Regions from separate parts of the Homo sapiens genome. Here region 2 is linked to region 1. A link is an interaction called in ENCODE POLR2A ChIA-PET data of the cell type or tissue named here. Cell type or tissue: A673. All regions are shown on one strand. Links, peaks and the distances in the headings refer to the core of each region. The heading gives the core; the rest is flanking DNA.

Evidence for each region. Peaks named below come from ENCODE experiments on the same cell type or tissue, not always from the same donor. Only the 100,000 strongest peaks of a DNase experiment are listed, where the experiment ranks them.
Region 2: POLR2A ChIA-PET joins it to region 1 with 5 read pairs; 2 of 35 experiments call an interaction of 5 or more read pairs at or near these places.

Annotation. Positions count from the first base shown.
Region 1 is chr13:36,986,061-36,996,576 of GRCh38, reverse strand. ALG5 (ALG5 dolichyl-phosphate beta-glucosyltransferase) reads left to right here. Exons shown (of 10, transcript NM_013338.5): 2 at 981-1,152; 3 at 1,542-1,588; 4 at 2,905-2,973; 5 at 7,001-7,093. Among named protein-coding and RNA genes, the nearest start is that of ALG5, 8.0 kb to the left of the region's middle. In A673, for the core only: no CTCF peak of the experiment used is centred there; no DNase peak of the experiment used is centred there.
Region 2 is chr13:36,667,911-36,678,426 of GRCh38, reverse strand. It overlaps SERTM1 (serine rich and transmembrane domain containing 1), which reads right to left and starts at 4,407. Exons shown (of 2, transcript NM_203451.3): 1 at 4,243-4,407. LOC102723490 (a long non-coding RNA gene) reads left to right here. Exons shown (of 7, transcript XR_001749825.2): 7 at 3,000-3,082. In A673, for the core only: no CTCF peak of the experiment used is centred there; a DNase peak (open chromatin) is centred at 4,476; H3K4me3 peaks cover 3,626 bases; H3K27ac peaks cover 2,609 bases.

The sequences.
Region 1 (10,516 bases), core at 897-8,896:
GGCAGGGGGGAAGTGGGAGGACGATCAGATTCTTGCATCATAGGCCACTGAGAGCCCATTCAGGTTGACTACTTTGTCCTTTCAGCACAGCCCTTATAATCTTTGATAATCTTTGATTATAATCTTATAATCTCTGAAGTGATAGTAGTTGATGATGGCAGTAAAGATCAGACCTCAAAGATCAAACCTCAGGAGCTGATGACAATGACAATTTGATAATGTCTTCAAATTGATCATTAAATTACAAATGAATAGCATTCCAAAAATTTAAAGACTGTTTTGAAAGCAGAAAGTGTACCAATAGAAACAATGTAAAAACAATGGTTATTTCCAAAGCTTAGCTCCCAAGTGCATATGGAAGGGAGCCTGTAAGTTAGATACTTCAGTAAATGCTGTATTCTGAATTCAAATTCGAGTTAAGTGTCAAAAACATATTCTTAAACATTGTTGGTCCCTACTTGGTAGTCTGGGGAATCTTCCTTTTATATCTTGGGTCTGTCTGGTCCTGGATGGAAAGTGTGCCCTCACCCCGCATGTTCCAACTGCAAAATGGACTTGTCCTGTCACATATAGATTCCAAGTAGCGATAGGACCTTACTATATGTGTGTGTGTCTCTATGCATGTAGACACGCTAAGGATCAGGGTTTTAGGGCACCTGAGAGTAGACTGGTCTTCCTGTAGTGACTGACCTTTATTGTAGCTGGGATGGTGGAGGCCTGGCGAATGATGACTGGGAAGAGACAGAGCCTCCTAAGGCATCAGCACCTTACTGATGGAAAAAAGGACAGTAATTCGTTCATAAGTAGGGGACTCACTATTGTCTAATTTTGGAGTCACCTCTAGACCATTGTTAATGAACTAAAACCTGAGAGTGAGTATTCAACTAAAAGAAAAGTAGATGATGTATTCTAACATAAATACAGAAAAGTCAGCAAAACATAATTTCTGTTTTGTAAAAGACATGTATGTCTGCTTTTAGATTTCCATCGTTGCATTTACAACTGCTACAAAAATGCCAGCACTCCATCGACATGAAGAAGAGAAATTCTTCTTAAATGCCAAAGGCCAGAAAGAAACTTTACCCAGCATATGGGACTCACCTACCAAACAACTTTCTGTCGTTGTGCCTTCATACAATGAAGAAAAACGGTGTAAGCCCTGTTTTGATTTTTTTGGTAAAGGGTAGTTTGGAAAAGAAAAGGAAATTTAAAGTATTTGACTTCACTGTCTTTGCCAAAACATTAATAGATGTGGGCTGTGTTGAGCACACAGTTGATAATTGTTGTAGTTCGGCAGAGAGGGAAGTGAATATTTGCTCTCATGAATAGGAGCAGCATCATGAGGCAGCGGGACTGGAATGTTCTAGAGAGGTAATAAGCACATTGTGGACAGAAGGCAGGATTTCAGATGGGAATGACCATTGGGAAAGTACCAGAGGGGCTTGTTAGATTATTGGGACTTTTTTCTGTATGTAAGCTGAATGTGCCGGGCTTGGAAAATCATTTTCAAAAGTGATTTTTAATATATTTTTTTCTTCAAGTGCCTGTGATGATGGATGAAGCTCTGAGCTATCTAGAGAAGAGACAGGTATCATGTTTTCTCTTTTAATATGATATCTCCAATTAAAACTAGACCAGGTCACCAATTGTGGACCCCAAGCCAGATGCACTGTGAGAGGCAGTCCTGGCAGCACCCCGATCGCTGGGCCACCTGCTGCTTGCTTGTTGCTATCCATAAGCCCGGCACGTAGCATGCTACCTCCAGAGGCAGGTCGTTGACCCAGGACAAACCAGGAAGCGAAAATTTCTGTTTCTGTACCCTCCTACCCATTTTAATCCTGTCTTGCTTGATGATATATTTAAAATTGAGTGACAGTGTATGTCTGCAGACTTTGTATGATGCCACAATGCTGTTTTTACTTTTGTGACTTGTAAGAAAAGGTGTATTGTTGCTGTTTTTGCTGTTAACTTTTATTCTCTTCTCTCTTTTTTTATTTTTTGGTTAACTGGGTTTGAATAAACAGAAAAACTAAGTCTGAATGAACAGAAAAAAGATATTTTTAAAAGACACACTTACATTGAAATTATTTTGTATTTCTTCAATATTCTCAAGAGTCTCCCCTCACATTTTCTTCCTGTTTTCCCTACATAAGGAGAAGAGAAGTAATACACAACCTTCTTTTGTAACATTAGCTGCCATTGGAATCCCCTTGGAGGGATTAAGAATTAAGTGAGTTCTTTTTAAAAAAAAATTGTTTTGATTTACTTTGCTTTTAGATTTTTTGTATAAAGGGGAAATAGAAGATTCACTGAAAGAGAAAGGGCTGTATTACCTTATTACCAACTTCAAACATTCAATTTAGAGAAAAGAAGAAAGGAATTGAGCCTTTAATATGTATGAGGCTTCTACCTCTTCAATTACGTGTAATCTTCACACCAGCCACATAGAGTAGGTTTTTCTGTTCTCTTTTTTTAATCAGAAAATAGGCCCAAAAAGTTAAGTTGCCCAAGGTCATTAGGCTAAGAAATGCTGCAGCCAAGCTGGAATCTGCCCTCTCTGACTTCAAACCTCAGGAGCTTTTTTCTTACACACCTGTACCCTCTCAAATGTGCTATAGCACCACAAGTACCTGGCTTCTTCCACCACCAAGGTACAGGGCAGACTGGGGAACAGCAAGGTGACATGGAGAGATTGAGTCAATATTCACTCTCCACCTCTACCCAGGATCTCTCTCTCTCTTTTTACTTAGCCTTTTTATTTTATGCGGTTTGTGCACTAATATTTATATTCAAATTTATATGTATCAACACTAAAGCAGTTGTTTTTTAAATTACTGGTGATTTGATTAGAATACTTTATGGCAGTTATGCCAAATTGTATTACTTTATTTTTGTTTCTTGCAGAAACGAGATCCTGCGTTCACTTATGAAGTGATAGTAGTTGATGATGGCAGTAAAGATCAGACCTCAAAGGTAAATACACTTGCTTTTAGAATTGACAATAGTTAGAAAATAGAGAATAATTTTGCACATGTGAAATCTCACTTTCATTCACCAGGGGACCCTAAAGCTGTGCCTAACACTCTCCATTGTTATAGTCTAGATAGCAGAAAAAACAGATTTCATTTATGGAACTTCTCCATAAGACCAGGGAAGCTTTGAAGATCGCCAGATAGGGAAGAAACATGCCCGCGCACAGTTCCTCCTGGCCTTTAGGGTAGGAACCTTCGTTGCCTACCAATTTGTGCTTCCTTTTTCCCTAAGCACAGTTTCTTTATGCTCCATCTTGCCTTATAATTTCTAAAGCAGTCACGCCAATAGAAAGCTGCTTTCGTACCAGCCCCTGGGAAGCAGGTGTGTCCTTTCACATGCACAGAGAGCATTGGCAGGATCTGGCTTAGGAAGGGTAAGTGCTGCACTTTGAATAGTATGATGTGAAAGTTATGAACACAAGCCATCTCAGCAGTTTAGTGATACATGAAGGGAATGGCATGGAAAGCCACATTGGACACTTGCTGTTGAGATTATAGAGGTAGCCTAGACCCAGCTGAGGCTGTGCATCTTCTCCTGAGGAGCACTTTTTTGGTGGCCCTTGACCTGTGAGTGGCCAGCTGCTCTGCTGGAAGGATCAGGGATGCCCTCCCAGGGAGGACAAGCAAGGGAGGGGTTAGCAATTGGCCCCACTGCTCCCAAGGTTGGGAGGAAGTAGAAAGTTGAAATTATATTTAGTAGAAGTTTTTATTTAAAACAAACCAGTTTTCGCTAAGTTAAGTATTTATAGATTCCCTGTTAATGTCTTACAGTCTGAGGGGTGTGAGGAAAATTTTAGATACGGCTCTTGTTCTTGAGGCGTTTCAGACCAAGGGGGCACAAGGTATAGTACAAGAGAATACTGCAGTTGTACAGTGATGTTTATTATATCCTCAAACAACATACCAAAAAGGCGAGTAGGCACTCAGTAGGAACTCAGTTCACAAATGGTGGCCGAGTGACAGCTGCTGCCCTGTATACTAAAGGCCATGCTGTAAAGCTTCATTGTGCATCCATTCCAAACAGTTGTGGCTTTAACAATGTTATATTCCTTGAAGCTAGATACCATACTCTAGAGGGAGCTTTTCATCCTAACATAGTAAAGTCTTATTAGTTCACTTAGCTACTTATATAATGACTTTATCTTCTTGGTTTTGCAGTCTCAAGTATTGTGCCATTCCAGAGTAAACATCTACAGCACAAATAACTGTTCTTTGAACACATTTCTTCAGCTGTTAAGCAGAAGTCGAGAGTTCTGACTGGCACTAAAATACAAAGATGTAAAGACCACTTTCTACCTTGAAGGAGTTCACATCTATTAATAATACTGGAAATATGCATCAAATAATTAGAGCACTATGTGTTAGACATTTTTATCAATTAGGAACTATATCATAGAGTGGCTTAGATAATAAAGACGTTTAATTATCTCATCTGCCAGGAAGTCTAGAAATAGTTGATTCCAGAGTTGGCTTAGCATTTAAACAGGATCAGGTTGCTAGATCCATATCATTTTCAGTCTCACGCATTCCTTCATCACAAAATGGCCACAGCTGCAAATATTACATGTCCTGGAGTAGTAAGGGACAGCCAGGACTTTAAGAATCATCTCTGGGCTGGGCATGGTGGTTCATGCCCGTAATCCCAACACTTTGGGAGGCCAAGGTGGGAGGGTGGGAGGACTGCTTGAGCGCAAGAGTTCAAGGTTACAGTGAGCTGTGATCGCACGACTGAACTCCAGCCTGGGTAGCAGAGCAAGACCCTGTGTCAAAAAAAAAGAATCATCTCTGCGTGCATCTCTCCTTTTTAACTAGGAACGAAAATCTTTATCAGAAGTCCTCACCCCTCCCTCTACTAAAGCCCACACCCAAAGTTCACAAGCTAGAACTTAGTGACATGACCACCAAAGCCTGCAGGGAGGCTGCAAAAGTACTCAGCAAAGAGGAGTTAGACCAATCATGGTTCATCCCCTAGGGCTTCACAGTTGTCACTGCATTATTGGGGCCATAACAGCAAAGAAGGAGGCACTGTTTGCTGGTTTGGCAGCTAGTTAACAGTGCTACAACAGGACCATGGCTGCATTTGCTGGTTGAAACTGATAGATTTCAGCTATGTGCCAGATACCAGAAATAAAAATCTTTGCCTTTAAGTAGCTGACATTTACAGTTGCATTGTGATGAGTAAAGTAATAGTTGAATGAGAAAATGCTTCAGTAGTACACATTGCTATTAGAATTATACTTTTCTTTTTCCCGGGGGAAGGTGGGGATGGGCATGGAGGCTAGAAAAGAGAAATGGTGTTTGGCTGAGTCTTAAGCTGGCCTGACAGGTGAGGAAGCTGGAAGACAGTGTTCTGAGAAAAGGCATACAAGTGTAAGACCGTGGTATGGTCTGGAAATCTCAAATACTGCTAATGTTCACGGTACTAATGGGGCAGCCTCAGAAGCTGGCTAAAAAGGTGAAGGCTGAATCACAAAGGATCTCCTATGCTATGATAAGGAACTCATATGTGATGCTTAGAAGCCATAAGTCATCACTGAGGGTGTTTGAACAGGGCTTATGTGAACTGATTTCCATATTAGAAAGGCTACTCGTATAACTTTAGGAATGAATTAGGGAGTCAGGGTAGAGATGTGGGGACTTTAGGGGATAAGGCCCTGAACTAGGTCAGGAAGGTGTGAGGATAGCATGGATTTGAGAGGGATTTTACAAATCAGTCAGTGAGTTATAGTAGCCAGTGAATTGTAATGGGTGATAGAAATGGAAGATGATTCTCAGGTTTTCAATTTGAGCAACTTAGTAGATGATGATGCCATTTGCTGCAGCAAGGAATGTAGACTGAGCAGAAGTTGGGAGGAGGAGATGAATGAAATTCTGGAGTTTTTATTTATCCAATATATAACTAGGTGACACAGGAGAGAAGAGTCTGGGCTCTAAACAGACGTGAGATTCATAAATATAAGCTATAATTAAGCCCATGCAGTGACTCCCAGTGAGCTTTTATGTTGAGAAGAGAAGATGGCCAGGGGTTTCCCATTAGCTGTATGTACAGTGTAGAGTCAGTCCTTGTGTGGATTATCAGCATTTAAGGAGCAAGCCAAGCAAAAGGAGTTATTGGTGAAAACTTGGGAACAGTAGAGGAGGGCAAAGGCCAGATGAGAGCAACTTTACAGCTGCCTGTAGAGATGGTTGTCAAAGGAGAGGGTACCTGATGGGCTAAGGTTACAAGGAAACGGGATGTGGAAGAGCAAAGGGCATGAGCCCTACTACAGTGGACCGAAAAATAAATGGGTGATGAAATGCAGGTGGCAAATATAGATCACTATCTCACGACTTTGATTATAAAGCAGAGTAATGGCCGTAGCTTGAGAAAATAGTGAAGTCAAAGGAAAGTTTTTAGGATGCTGGCAGCTTGAGCAAGTCTGAGGCTGTGGAGCCAGCAGAGAGGAAGAGATTGAAGATTTAGAAGAGAATTTACTGCTGAGAGAGAGGAATTTGAGTGAAAAGATTCGGGAGAAATGGTCAGGATACAAACAGCCTCTCTGGGGAATAAGAGCGATTGCAGACCAGAACAAATACAAAAGTCATTAACCAGTGTTAAGGGCCCAATCATAAGTTTGTACCAGTCAGATAGCACATGGCTTTTGTGGGGTTTTTTTGTTGTTTTTTGTTGTTGTTGTTGTTTGTTTTTTAGCAGCTCAGTAGCTTAGGTAGAGGAGTCAAGAAAAGAAGGTCATTGCCCACTGTGGTGGTTCCTCTGCAGGAAACTGAACTATGATTTCAACCTAGTAGGTCAATGGCACCAAGATTTCTACAGCTCCTCCAGGTCATCAGAATGTACAGTGGGTGTAACCTAGTCACAAGAAGGGATAAACTGCAATAGCAGTGTTTGAGCCAAAGCAAGAAACACAGCTTATATAATTCTCTTTAATCCAAATTAATTTTATTCTGATTTTTATATAATTTCATAGGTAGCTTTTAAATATTGCCAGAAATATGGAAGTGACAAAGTACGTGTGATAACCCTGGTGAAGAATCGTGGAAAAGGTGGAGCGATTAGAATGGTAATACATATTTTCAACATTTTTATCTAAAATATGAAGGTATCTTGAATAATGTCTTTTGCAGACTTGTATGTTTGCCCACTGCTTGAATACCAGCATTTCAAGTTAGTGATAACATAATTTTAATAATAACTTCATGTTTTTAGTCAAATTTTAAGATGTGTCATATCTATAATATAGTGGGTGATTTAAAAATAGATTTATGTATTTATGTTTATCTTAAAGTTTAAAATGTTACCATCTACCTCTGTATCTTTGATAGAGTTAGCAGATAGCTTATGTGGTTTTTTGCAGTTTAAAAAATGTTTTTTGTATTAAGTTTTACCTTGATGAAGGTATGCTGTTATGCATGGTAGCATGAACTAAGATGAATTTGACTTGGGTCTGTCCTGATGAAATGTGCAGTCTAATAGGAAAGGTAAGCATTTGCATAAGTAAAAAAGAAGATTATAATTATGAGAGACATGCAGATAAAGTGCTAAGAAATTTCAAAAAAGAGGTTACTGTCAGCTGAGGCATATCAGCTATGAATCAAGCTGGAAGTTTAAAAATCAAGATATGTGAAAGAAAACCTAAATAATTGACTTTGAGGTCCATTTATTTATTTTTCCCTCATAAAAAGAAGTCTAAAGGTGGGCAGTCCAGGGCTTGTTCAACTCCACAGTCATCAGAAGTCCAGGCTTCTGCCGTTTCACTCCTTCTTCCTCATGCACACAGGGTGACTCCTGGAGCACTAGCCATCACGTCCACATTCAACAGGAAGGAGAAGGGAAATGGTCAGGATACAAATCATCACATGTTGCCCTCTTCACAGTGTCTTATGAGTTGGGTAATATTAGTTTGATTATTATATAGTTGAGGAAAGTGAGTAAAGAAGGTAAAGTAAATTACCCAGTGTTATCAGATGATAAGAGGTAGAGTCAAGATTTGGATGCAGTTAGTTTCACTCTGAAAGCCATGCTTTTAACCTCTCTGATAACTCTATAGAGAAAAGACTTGAGAAAACAGCACGCCATTTAGTAAAGCCAGAAAAGACAGAAGTAGGAACTCTTTGGATATGTACTAGAAACAGTGATTCACTTTGGCTGGGTCACAGGATATATGAAACAGAAAGAAAGTAGGATTGATGCAGTGTCATGATGGGCTTTAAATCTATCCATTTGTTTCTTTATTCAGCCAATGTTGTATTTTCATTAGAGACACTGAGATGAAAGACACCTATTCTGTCCTTAAGGACATCACAGTTTAGTAGGGAGACAGACCATTGCCATACAGTGTTGTAAATGCTATAATAGAAGTACATGCAAAAAGTTGGTGCCACCATCTTTTGAGGGCAGCAGCACAGATGTCCCAGAGGAGGCAAATTCTCGGCGGGGTCTTTAAGGAGGATTAGGACTTAACCACCTCCAAGTTGGGAGGGCAGGGAGCCTAGACGGGGAACATGAACAAAGGCACAGCAATGTGAAAGAACATGCCACAATAAAGGACCCACTCATGGTACCCACGTCTTGACTGGAGATAAGGCTGGAGCGGTGGGTGAGTTAAGGTCACAAACTGTAGACGAGGGGCTTTTACATTTTTTACCATTGACAGAGTGACACTTTAATCAGCCAGCATCAAGTGTAGCAATATTGGGCAAGGTATGATGAATATTTATTTGGATTATGATAGTGACAGAAGAGAAGAAAATGAGGGGATAAATGTGAGAGCTATTAAAATGACATAGCATTGGGTCTGGGATCAGAGAGAAGAATGACATGCTAAGCCATTCTTACATTGCTATAAAGAAATACCTGAGACTGGATAACATATAAAGAAAAGAGATGTGATTGATTGACGGTTCTGCATGCTGTACACGGAGCATGGTGCCAGCATTTGCCTCTAGTGAAGGCCTCAGGAAGCTTCCACTCATGATAGAAAGCGAAGTGGAAGCAGGAGCATCGTATGACGAGAACAGGAGCAAGTTAGCGGGCACGGTGGTGCCACACACTTTTAGACAACCAGATCTCATGAAAACTTGCTCACTATTGCAAGGACAGCACCAAGCTGTTCATGAGGGATCCACCCCCATGACCCAAACACCTCCCACTGGGCCCCACCTCCAACATTGGGGATCACATTGCAATATGAAATTTGGAGGGGACACAGATCCAAACTATGTCAAATGAGTACCACTGGCCTTGGGTAACAGGGAGGATGACGATGCCATTAATAGAAGGAATGAAACACTGGAGGAGGAGCTGGTATAAGAGGCAGTTATGTTGAGTTTGAGCCATGTTAAGTTTGAAACAACATGCAGTGGTATCCAGAATAGCCTAGGAGAGAGGATGTGAGTGAGTCATCCACATATGTCAGATGATAGTTGAACCTGAAGCCATTAAACTGGCAAAGAGGAGGTTACAGAGAAAAGGAGAATCAGGAAATCTTAAGGCAGTGAGGCACATGAGAAATAATGGGTATAAAATATGACTGAGGAAACACAAATGGGAGTTGCTATGGTAGACTGCCTTTTCAAGGAGCTGCAGCAAAGTGAAGGCCATAGACGGTAGAACAGGAAAGTAGGCTTAAACAAGTTTGATCACGCATCATTGAAATTAGTCACTTACTGGTTTTTTGCCCCATTTCAGACTAATAGCTCCAGTTTTTTTACCACCTCAGCCTCCCAAGTAGCTGGGACTACAGGCATGTGCCACTATATCAGGCTAATTTTTTAAATTTTTTTGTAGAGATGGAGTCTCACTGTATTGCCCAGACTGGTCTCAAACTCCTGAGCTCAAGCAATCCTTCCACCTCAGCTTCCCAAAGTGCTAGGATTGTAGTAGGTGTGAGTCATCTCACCTAGCCTTTTGCATTTGTTCTAATGGGTGTGATTAAAAAGACATCACAGATACTAACTAGTTAGCTTATTATACCATAGAATAAATGATCTGATTTCTCTCTACATTTGTATATGTCTTACCTATAGTCACACTATGTTGTGTTATCAAAGCAATTTTACTATATCAAACCATAAATATATTTGCACGTAAGAAATAAGGAATTCACTCAAATACATCAGAGAAATTAAAAGTTGATGTGCAGTTTATTTCTGTATGAAATATGCACTCATGGAGCCATAATTTGCACAAAAGACCAGCCAATTCAGAATTGAATGGCATAATTTTGCTGTTTCAAATACCGCAAATGGCATAACATAACATTTGGATTTATGCATAATTCTTAAAGTTTATTGACACTTTTTATTTCTTTAATTAATTTAGTAAACTTTAGATCCTATAATAAATGATACTAAAGACCTGTGCATTTCACAGCATATCTATATATTAGAATGTTTAATCTGTCTATAAACATGTTCTTTATATGTGGTTCTAAGTAGCCCGTAATTCATTTTAAGCATCATGACACGATAAACATATAATATGT
Region 2 (10,516 bases), core at 928-8,927, 320 kb after region 1:
TAAGTCAAGAAAGTAACCTTCATGATAGTGTATACTATGATTCCATTTTTTGTAAAACAACAACTACTACTGCTACTACTATTATACACACATATATTTTAGATGCAAAAACAACAAAACAAAACAAGAGGTTATATACCAAGCTGTTAACATATGTTTTTGTTAGAGGGTAGTATTATGGGGGCATGTTAACATTCTATTTTGTGCATTTCTGTATCTATATTTTGACAAAAAGAATGTGTATTGACATCAGAAAAAATAATAAAGGTATTTTCATTAAGAAATAGAAATAAAATTTGATTATAGCATATGCCATGAAAATACTGCTGGTTTTTAAGCCCAGGACTTGTTTTTTCTCTTCCTGCTCCTCCTTCTCCCCTCTTTTTCTGTACTGTCTATACTTAACACAAACCTTTGAAATGGTTCATTTCTACCATTTTTTTTTCAAAGTTTGACTCTCAGGCTGATGCCAGAAAGTCAATCTTCCTAACAGGGGTTAAATGTACTTGGAGGTAGCATTGCATTTTACAGGATGTTGTCAATGTTCTGCTTAAGAAATGAGAATAGTATATCCCTCTGATATAATCCTGGTCACAAGGAAATTGAAGGTGAATAAGGACCAAGCCAGTTTAACTGGCAACAGTTGATAGATTACCAGGTACTTCTAATCAGCACCAGACTACCCTAGCAAGTTAACCAGGAAAGCTGCTATATTGGCCTCCCCTGGGAAGTGAATCTATACGTTGAATGTTCCCTGAATGAAGTTAATTAGTGTTTTAACTGTGGTTTCAGTCATCTTCCAGTCTCTCTTAATTTGAAACTGATTCTTATAGCCACCTATCCTTCTGCTTCCCATCAGAAGTTGGATTCAGGTCTGTTACCTTCTTAAGTGACCCTTTTAACAATTATTAGAGGCTTACATTTTCCAGACCCTTCCAGATTAACAATATCAACATCAAGAATCAAAGTACAAATTGTAGACCTAGACTGACTAATTTCCTGTCTTAATATAGCTTAATAGTTGGGAATTTAAAAGTTAGGAACTCAGAAAATATTAGTGATGTACCCCATTTCTGATGGAAATGTGGAGGTTTGTCATTGGCACTGTTTTGGCTGGATTACGCTACTTCATGCTTAGAGATATGTTAAAGTGTGTACGGCTGTTTGACGGCTCAGACATCTTTTATCTTTTTTTTCTTTTTCCAAAAAAATTTCCAAAGTTAGTAAAGGCTAAATAATGACTATTTCCTATATCCATAAGGAACTCGTGAAGGACGCATTTTATGTCATGAGACTGAGCATGAAGACGTTGTATCCTAGGGATACATCTGCCACAAATCAGAATCAGAACAGAAGGGACCACAGAATTTGGCCCAGTAGACTGTTGCCCGGCTCCTGAAATGGCCCGTGAATGCACAGATGGACTTCCTGAATTCTAAATCAAAGGTTGGGCCACATATGCATACCAAGGGCATCTTCATCTAAGCCTCTGGCTTGAATCCTCTAGGCACACATGTTGGCTAAAAGGAATCCTGCCAACTCGTGGGCTTAAAGCTTGAACTTCTTCCTTGTTGGCTTCCCTATTCCATTAACTAATTTAAAGCCTTTATTATTATTATTTTTAGCTCTCATTATAAACAATCATGAAATCTATAAAAATTAGGTCTATAATACTTTGTATTAATATACTAATATAATATAATAGCCTCCACAAGTAGATATTTGAAGAAAACAACATTCTTCTGTGGCACTACTTTTTGGCTTTTAGTTTCATTTAACAAATATTTACTGAATGGCTTATGGGTACCATGAGCCAGGCAAGTGGGACCTACACAGTGCCTGGCATCCAGGGCCATTCAGAAATGTATTTTTTCAGATTCTTAAATTACTACTTTAAAAACTCAGATGAACAAAACACAAAAATTCAGCCATAATTTTATTTTTCACTTCTTCATTATAACTAATTAAGTATAAAAATGCTCGTACAAACTGTACAAACTTTAAACAAAAAAAGGACCCCCCAAAAATGTTGTAATATAAGTATAGGGAGAAGAGTAAGCCAGAGAAGAACGATCATCAAATGAGCTCAGACTTTATCTAGTATAGAGGCTGAATCAGAATTTTGCCTGTGATGAGTTAGTCTTTCTTTTTTATAATGAACGTATAACTCCAAGTTTGCTTAAAGGTTAGTATGGTTGGTCATTCTTACAAATCAGCTCTGTCATTCTTCATCTGCCCTCACTAAAAAAGAACAAGAAAAAAGAAAAAGAAACCCAGGAAACCTGCAAATAAACTCTCTCGTGGATTTGATGCCACATGCAATCACACAGTTATTTATATCTTAACCCCTGATGTGCTTGTCCAAATCGTAGACATCTAGTAAAATCTGTTGAACTGAACGAACTAACAGCAAGGGAGAATGGACTCAATCTTACCTTACAACAGGTTTCTTTAATGAGAACAATAAATGTGTGCGTTCAGCTCTTCAAAGCACTTTGCCTTATATAGAGGAATCAAAAATAATAAGCCCCTCAAAGCCAAAACACAAAAATGGAATATCCCACCCACGTGCTGGATCTCAATATTTCCAGATTACTTCTGAGGTTGGCAGAGGCTTCGGCGGCCCTACGATGTCCAGCATTTAAAGGTGACTAGGGCATGGGCTGAGGGAGGCTCTGAGACCAGGCAGCCTCACTCACAAGCCCTCCAAAAGGCAATTTGCTTTACAGATCAACTAAAAACGGTGTTCTGAGTGTGGTGGTGGCGGGGGAAAAGACACTACTCTACTTAGTAAAATGAAGAGAATTTAGTTACAAAAAAGATATTTAAGAACCTCTATGGGCATGATCACAAATAAGCTGAGACACCCAGACTAGTTGTATAATTCAGCAAATTAAATATTGTTTTTTTCAGAGGGTGCATGGGGCTCCGCAAGACTGCATTAAGAGACAAACCCTTTAAGAAAAGACTGTCACTTGTGCCTCTTTTCCTGTTGACAGGCTGTTGTCTGAACAATGAATCCTGGAAGCACCTAGGAGAAGGCACCTAGGAGAAACGTCTTAGGGAGTAGTCCCGCGGGTCCGCCCCAGGACAGTAACGCTGTCAGTTTCCCCGCCCTTTGCACCTGTAGTGCAGACGGTACCAAATGCGATGGCTTTGAGACGTCCTCTAGACATCGGAGCCCATCATTTACCACAAAGAACACTGAAGTACTTACTTTAGCAGAACATTTTCCGAAGAAAAATTAACAGGGAGAGGAAATGAAGGACACTAACAAACAGACCCCATCTCTAGAGTCTGAGATCAAACCCAAGTCCGATGGAGCCCGGGCATCTGGTGGAGGAAAGCGGGCAGGCATAGCCCCAATCCTGGTCCTCAACAAGATATTTCTGTGAATGAATCCCTCTGCTCCCTGGAGGAGGGCACATTACATATCCCTTTCCTAAATCAGAACTGAAGCAATTTGCCCATCATTCGCACACCTCGACAGGGAAAGGCAGGATTCCAGTGTCTCATCAGACCCGGGAAGAGGGGAAGGGTCGCTGGCGCAGTTACCTACTGGGTTTCCGGGAGCTAGGGAAAACGCCCCTGGGAAACGCAAGTGTTCAGCGCCACATAAAACTTCCCCGGATTTAGGGCCACCCTAAGACGGGCGAAAAGACTCTCCAGCGCCTTAGCAGGTGCAAAGCCAGCTGTCAGTGTGCGCATGGCGAGTCCCCGTTCCCGAGAAGGGACGCAAATGACCCTAGAAAATCAGACAGGAGCAAAACAAACCCAAGAATGACCCTCCACACACCACAAAGGCAAAAGCAAACAGAAGGCACCTAGACACACTCTGCAAAGTGTAGAACTGTCTACACTTGCATGGAGGAATCCACCTTGCAGAGCGAGGGTAGACCTTCCCGGTTCCCAGTGTCTGGGACCGAGGCAGGTCAACACGGGGCCAAGGACATTGCACTCAGGGCCCCTCGCGGCTCCTCCTGCAGCCCGTGGAGTCACCCCAAGACTCGGAGAGCCGGGCTGCGATTGCTTCTCGGGACAGTAAGGACACCTCAAAAGGGATAGATTTGGGGGTGTTTCTCAGAAAGGAGCCACATCTCCGGGAGCCCAGATCTCGGGGGAGAGTCTGGGAGGCGGCTCGCCTCCAGGACCCGAGGCCGCCCCAGGCAAGGAGTGGGGCGCTCTCCGCGTAGGGCAAGTTCACCCCCAGAGCTCGGGACCCTGCAAGTTTCCCTCACTGACCTGCAGGTCAGGACACGCGACTTCCCCGGCAGGTCTCCTGCGCTAGCGGTGGGGCGGTGCTCCGGTCTGGACGATACGCGCCCGCGAAGCCGTCCTCGGGAATGTTGGGCGCAGCGGCGCGGCGCGCAGTCTGGGCGCACGGCGGACAGCAGGCGCAGCGGGAGTGGATCCGGGCTGCCGGCCCCGCACAGCCCGCGCGTCGTCCCTCCGCCCCTCCTGGCCGCACAACCAATGGCCGCGAGCGGGTCCCACTCCTCACCGCCCCCTAGTCTCGGCTCTAGCGGGCGCTTGGCTCTAGGACGGCGCCCAGCTCGGGCGAGGGAGGAGCTTGCGCCACCATTGGAAAATCTCGGAGGACGAGGAGGCGTTGCGCAGGGAGCCCATCTGGGGAAGGCAGGTGTAGTGGGTGAACTTTTTTGTGTGTCGGGGGGAGGAGGGGGGAGTGGGGAGGAGGGCAGTTTTTTTAGGGCTCAGGGGCCTTTCTCTGCAGATGAAAGCATCCACTTCTTGCCAACTTTCTCCTCCTCTTACATCTTTTATGAGTTCCTCGCAGCCCCCACCCAAAACAACTACTCTGGGTGCATCATCGCAAGCCCAGCTCTGACTGAGTTGCGTGGGGCATGGCCTCATCCTGTGATGAGCTTAACCACAGACAGCCCTTGCTCAGCCTTCGCCGCGTGCGCCTCTGAATCCTATACCAAATCATTAAATGAGTCGAATAGGATTGGAGTTTCTGTCATTGCCAGGGAGACAGTCAGTCATGAGTCCCTACTAGGGAACTGGCGTAGAGAGTCATATATCGTAACAGAACTCCGGAAAAGGAGGCTTTAACTGATCCGACCAACTTCAGTTACCAGTCAGTGCTGCTACCTTGACCAGAAGACTCTCTCTCTGTATTCCTGTTTTTCAGCTGGAAAATGAGAGACTTCGATCACTTGGTGGCTGCGGTCTGTTTCACTCTGACATTCAACAATATTGTTGCTCTGTGGCCTGTAAAGGGCTGAACTCCTGGGAAGTGTTGGTGTGGCTACCTGTTCCTTGAGCCCCTACTCCATCTGGTTCTGCTGTCTTCACCGTGAGACCTATTAGTGGCCAGAAAAGCAAATCATGCACAATACAGAATCAGGCCACCCAAGTCTCAGTGACCACCAACACATGCACGTATACTGCCACCCACCAGGGCCCGGCTCCTAGGAGCCTGCTACTTCCACCCATGTTCAATTGTTCTCCACGTAGAGATAGGCAGGGGCACCTGGCTTAACTCTGAAGCTCCGTGGTACATAAGTAAAGGCTCTCTGTCTCTCCCCTTCCTTCTCTAGGGCAATTGTGGGTGGGTGTGAATCTCTCTTATGTGGATCCTTCTGTGCCTGATGTAAAATGCAGGAGGATGGAATGAGCTGTGTTGTCAAGAGGGCAGATTCAGAGAACCACTTCCCTCCGGGCACACTTGGATTGGCTTCCTGAATTTCACCTGTTCATGTGCCATTCTCATGAGTTACCTTACATCCATCTACAGTCTGCTCCATTATGCACTTAGTAAATTTTACCTTAGATTTTTACTTGGCTTCATCGTAAGCAATAATATCTATGAAATTATTGGTTTGTGAGATACCAGTTGTATTTAATATTTTAATGCACAATGAAATGAAGGCATAAGTCTTCCATGCTAAAATCATTCTGAATATCACTGGTTGTTCTCACAACTCACTTTTTGAAACACTAAGGTGTATGGGGGGGCAGTTAGAACTGTTGACCTTCAAAACAGTGGTCCTCAAAATTTCTTTGTGCATAAGATTCCTAGGCCCCAACCCTATTGTCTGGTTCATTCATACTCTACATGTTTGTTTGTTTGTTTTGTCTCTCCCCTTCCTTCTCCAGGGCAATTGTGGGTGGGTGTGAATCTTTTCTATGTGGATCCTTCTGTGCCTGATGTGATCCTTCTGTGAGGAGTCTTGCTCTGTCGCCCAGGCTGGAGTGCAGTGGTATGATCTCGGCTCACTGTAATCTCCACCTCCCTGGTTCAAGCAATTATCCTGCTTCAGCCTCCCAAGTAGTTGGGATTACAGGTGCCCACCATCACGCCCAGCTAATTTTTGTATTTTTAGTAGAAACGGGGTTTCTCAATATTGGCCAGGCTGGTCTTGAACTCCTGACCTAAGGTGATTGGCATGCCTTGGCCTCCCAAAATGCTGGGATTATAGGCATGAGCCACCGTGCCCGGCTCATACTCTACATGATTCTAATACAGTTTGTCTATTGAGAAACCCTGCCAACATCCTGCAGTTGTCAGAGAGGGGAAAAGAACTGTTGATTGCTGGGCAGTCTTTTTATTTAGACTGGTATAGCAGTTTTCTTTTCCTTGTCTTACCTTTGGTGACAAGGTAAGGTAAGCTTTCTTTCCCTCGGTGTCTATTTTATAAGAGGGTGGATTCAGAGAACTACTTCCTTCCAGGCACACTTGGATTGGCTTCCTGAATTTCACCTGTTCATGTGCCACTCTCATGAGTTACCTTACATCCATCTACAGTCTGCTCCATTATGCACTTAGCAAATTTTACTAAGTGCTTTATAAAGCTTTTCTTGACATTTCCTAAACTTAGTTTCCTAGTTTAGTTCCTAAGTTTCCTAGTTTCTTAGTTCCCATAGTTTCCTGGAGTTAACAAATGACCGGAAACTGGGTGGCTTAAAATAACGGAAATGTATTCTATCTCAGATCTGGAGTCCAGAAATGAAATTGTTGGTTGATTCCTTCTGGAAGCTCTAAGAGAATCCAATACAGAAGTCCCCGCATTGTTCATGGGGTATGTGTTCCAAGGTCCCCAGTAGATGCTTAGAACCACAGATAGTAGTGAGCCCAGTTCTGTTCATCAGAACACATTTCTGTTCATGTCTTCCACCTGCAAGCTTAATGCCCTTTTCATCTTAACTAAGCTCTTATCCCATGCTGTATATGAGAGGCTGTAACTTTTGCAGTTTGAAGTGTGACAGCAAAACTGCACAACTTTCTTTTCCCTTCTTCACAATTTCACGAATAGAAGATTCCTTCTTACTGTAGATCTAAGCAACCTCAGCCTGTGTGTTTTTTCTTTCCTTATTAAGAATTTTCACCTTTTCACTCAAAGGAAGCACTTTACAGTTTTTCTTTGGCATACCCGACTTGCCAGTATCACTACTCTTGTATTTTGAGGCCATTACAAAGTCAAATAAACTTTTCTTGAAGACAAACAGTGTGATTCCATGACAGCCAATTTGATAACCAAGATGACTACTAAGTGGCTAATGGGTGGGGAGCTTAGACACTGTGCATACACCATTATATCCACAGGAGGTATCCATACTGGACAAAGATGATTCATATTTCGAGCGGGATGAAGCAGGACAGTGCGAGATTTCATTACACTACTCAGAATGGTAGCGACTTAAAACTTATGAATTGTTTATTTCTGGGATTTTCCATTGAATATTTTCAGATCACAGACCTGTTACCTGAAACCGTGGAAAGTGAAATCTCAGATAAAAGGGGGACTACTGGGCATGCCTTTTTCTCAGCATTCAGAAATGTTTGGTGTTCCTTGGCTTGTAGGTAGATGCATTGCTGCAGTCCCTGCTTCTGACTTCAAATCATCTCCCTGATATGTTTCTTCTTCCCTTCTTTTCTAAGGACACTTTCATTGGATTTAGGGCCCACCATAATCCAGAATGATCTTATCTTGAGACTCTCAATTAAATTACGTCTGCAAAGACTGTTTTTTCCAAATAAGGTCACATTGACAGGTTCTAGATGTACATATATTTTGGGGGAGGCACCATTCAACCCACTACAGTTAGTATCAGTGATTGCCCAACCCCTCTGCTTTTGTGTGAGGGTGTCCTACCTCCTCAGGGTGACATTGGGTAAACTCTAGTGATTTTAGGCTTTTGGGTAGCTGCCAAAGTCAACAGGGCCACTTTGCACTTCTCAAAAAAAAAAAAATACTGGCCATTTAAAAATGACACAGGGAAAACATGTAAATGTGTTTTGTGGTCTTACTTTGTAAACTCAGTGGTTCTGTAATTCTTCTTTCTCTTTATCTTTTTGGCTTAGGGTAGGGTGCCTTGATAACATCCTCTGTTTGATCTGGTACAAAACTCCTTTATTGCCTCTGTATTAGTCTGTTCTCATGCTGCTAATAAAGACACACCCAAGACTTGGTAATTTATAAAGGAAAGAGGCTTAATTGACTCACAGTTCCACATGGCTGGGGAAACCTCACAATCATAGTGGAAGGCAAGGAGGTGAAAAGTCACGTCTTACACGGTGGCAAGCAAGAGAGAGCTTGTGCAGGGGAACTCCCATTTATAAAACCATCAGATCTTATGAAACTTATTCACTACCAGAGAACAGTGTGGGGGAAACCACCTTCATGACTGAATTATCTCCACCTCGCCTTGACACATGGGGATTATTACAATTCAAGATCAGATTTGGGTGGGGACACAGTCAAACAATATCAGCCTCCAAGTACAGTGAAGAATTTGGGAAGCTAGCTTGATATGGGAAACAAAGCCTTTGTTCTCTTTATCTTAAAAAATTTCACATATAAGATATCTAGAACATTTTACTTGACAAATTTACTTACATAGGACGTCTTCATAGGTAGGACAGGTACCACTCAAAGGCCTGGGAATTTACAGGCAAGGTTTGGAGACATAACTTTTAGGGAACACAATGATTATTCTCCTCCCCTTCAGTCTTATTCAGGGAGAAATGGGTTGTGAAAAAATGGTGTGGAATTTGGAATCAGATGGAGAGTCATTACATTCTGATGCTATCGTTTACTCTCTGTGTGAATTAAGCCAAACACTTAACCTCTCAGCCTCATTTTCCTGATCTATAAAATGAAAATAGTGTCTGCTTTATTAAATGGTTGTTGAGTGCTAAATACGTGTGCACACGCGTGCATGCACACACACACACACATGCACACACAAGAGTTCCAAACAGTTGTCTGCTATCTGGTAAGTGCTCAAAAATACTAGCTCCATCTTTCCTTCCTTGCAGCCATGCTCTGAAAGCAACATTCAGAAGTACTTTTACTAATTTTCTTCTAGGTTATCAGGAAACTTTTTAAATGTTCTACCGTGGTTACTGCATGGACTAACTTGTCTCTCACTTTCCTTTATTCCTTCATCTCAGCTTCCTTTTGATGTTGCCTTTCCAAACTTTATCTTCTCTCTCATGCTCACTCTCTTTTCTTTCAAGCAAGCCTCTTATTCCATCAGCCACAATATCAGAGACCTGTGTTCTGTAAAGGAACTCTGAGAAAATAACTCTGTTCATTTTCTGAGCATCTCTTCAATCCTTTCAATAAATTCCTTTTTTGTTGTTGTTTAAACCAGCCAAAACAGTTTTTATTGCTCACAACTAAGAATACTTTGGCTGAGGCCTGATATAAAGGCTGTACTTCAACAAGAAGAATGCTAATTAACTGATCCAGGTAACTTCTCCATCTAGGGCATTTGAACTGGAATATTAGAATGGGTCAATTAGAATCCATAACAGAAGCAAAAAACGTACACCTAGAAACTAAGAGAAAGGAGAAGAGATGTGTAGGTTAAAATTATGAGTAAGCAGAAGTTATGAATAAGCAGAAGTTATGAGCTAGCAGAAATCAAAATACATGCAGAGGAGAGGGAGTGGTGGTTGGCTGATAGTGGCAGGCAAGTTGAAGCCAAGAGGAACATGAAGGCAAGGGAATGAATGAACCCCTCTTTTCAGGGGACTCCGTGCTAACATATTCACTAGATCTGCCTTGAATCCTGAACTCTTTTCCAATTTCTAAACTACATTTCAGTTTCTATAAAGTTGAATAACCCTGGCTATTCATGTGCTCCCCTGAAATTCCAGTTGCTCTTATTTTGATGTGTATCCTTACCATAGCTCCCCTATTATCTGAGGTAACCTGGCAAAAATCTATTTTTTTTTTGTGACCAAAAGATTCCAAGGATTGCAGTGATGTTTTGACTAGGACCCAGTAAATAGCTGTCAAATAGAGTCACTCAAAAGTCACTGATCCGCCTTTTCCAAGATGTCCCTTTCTCTTCTTATCTTACTTGAAATTCCAAGCAGGAGACCTCCTCCTCTGGGCTGGAAAATTAATGTTTTATAAGAGGCCTCTGTTTAAGACGTGCTCTATTCCCTGAAGGGAAAGAAGAGCCAGGGGTGTTTCTCTGTGCACTAGCCATTAGCACCCAAGCAGATTGTATGAGTTTACCCTCAAAGCGAACTCTCAGA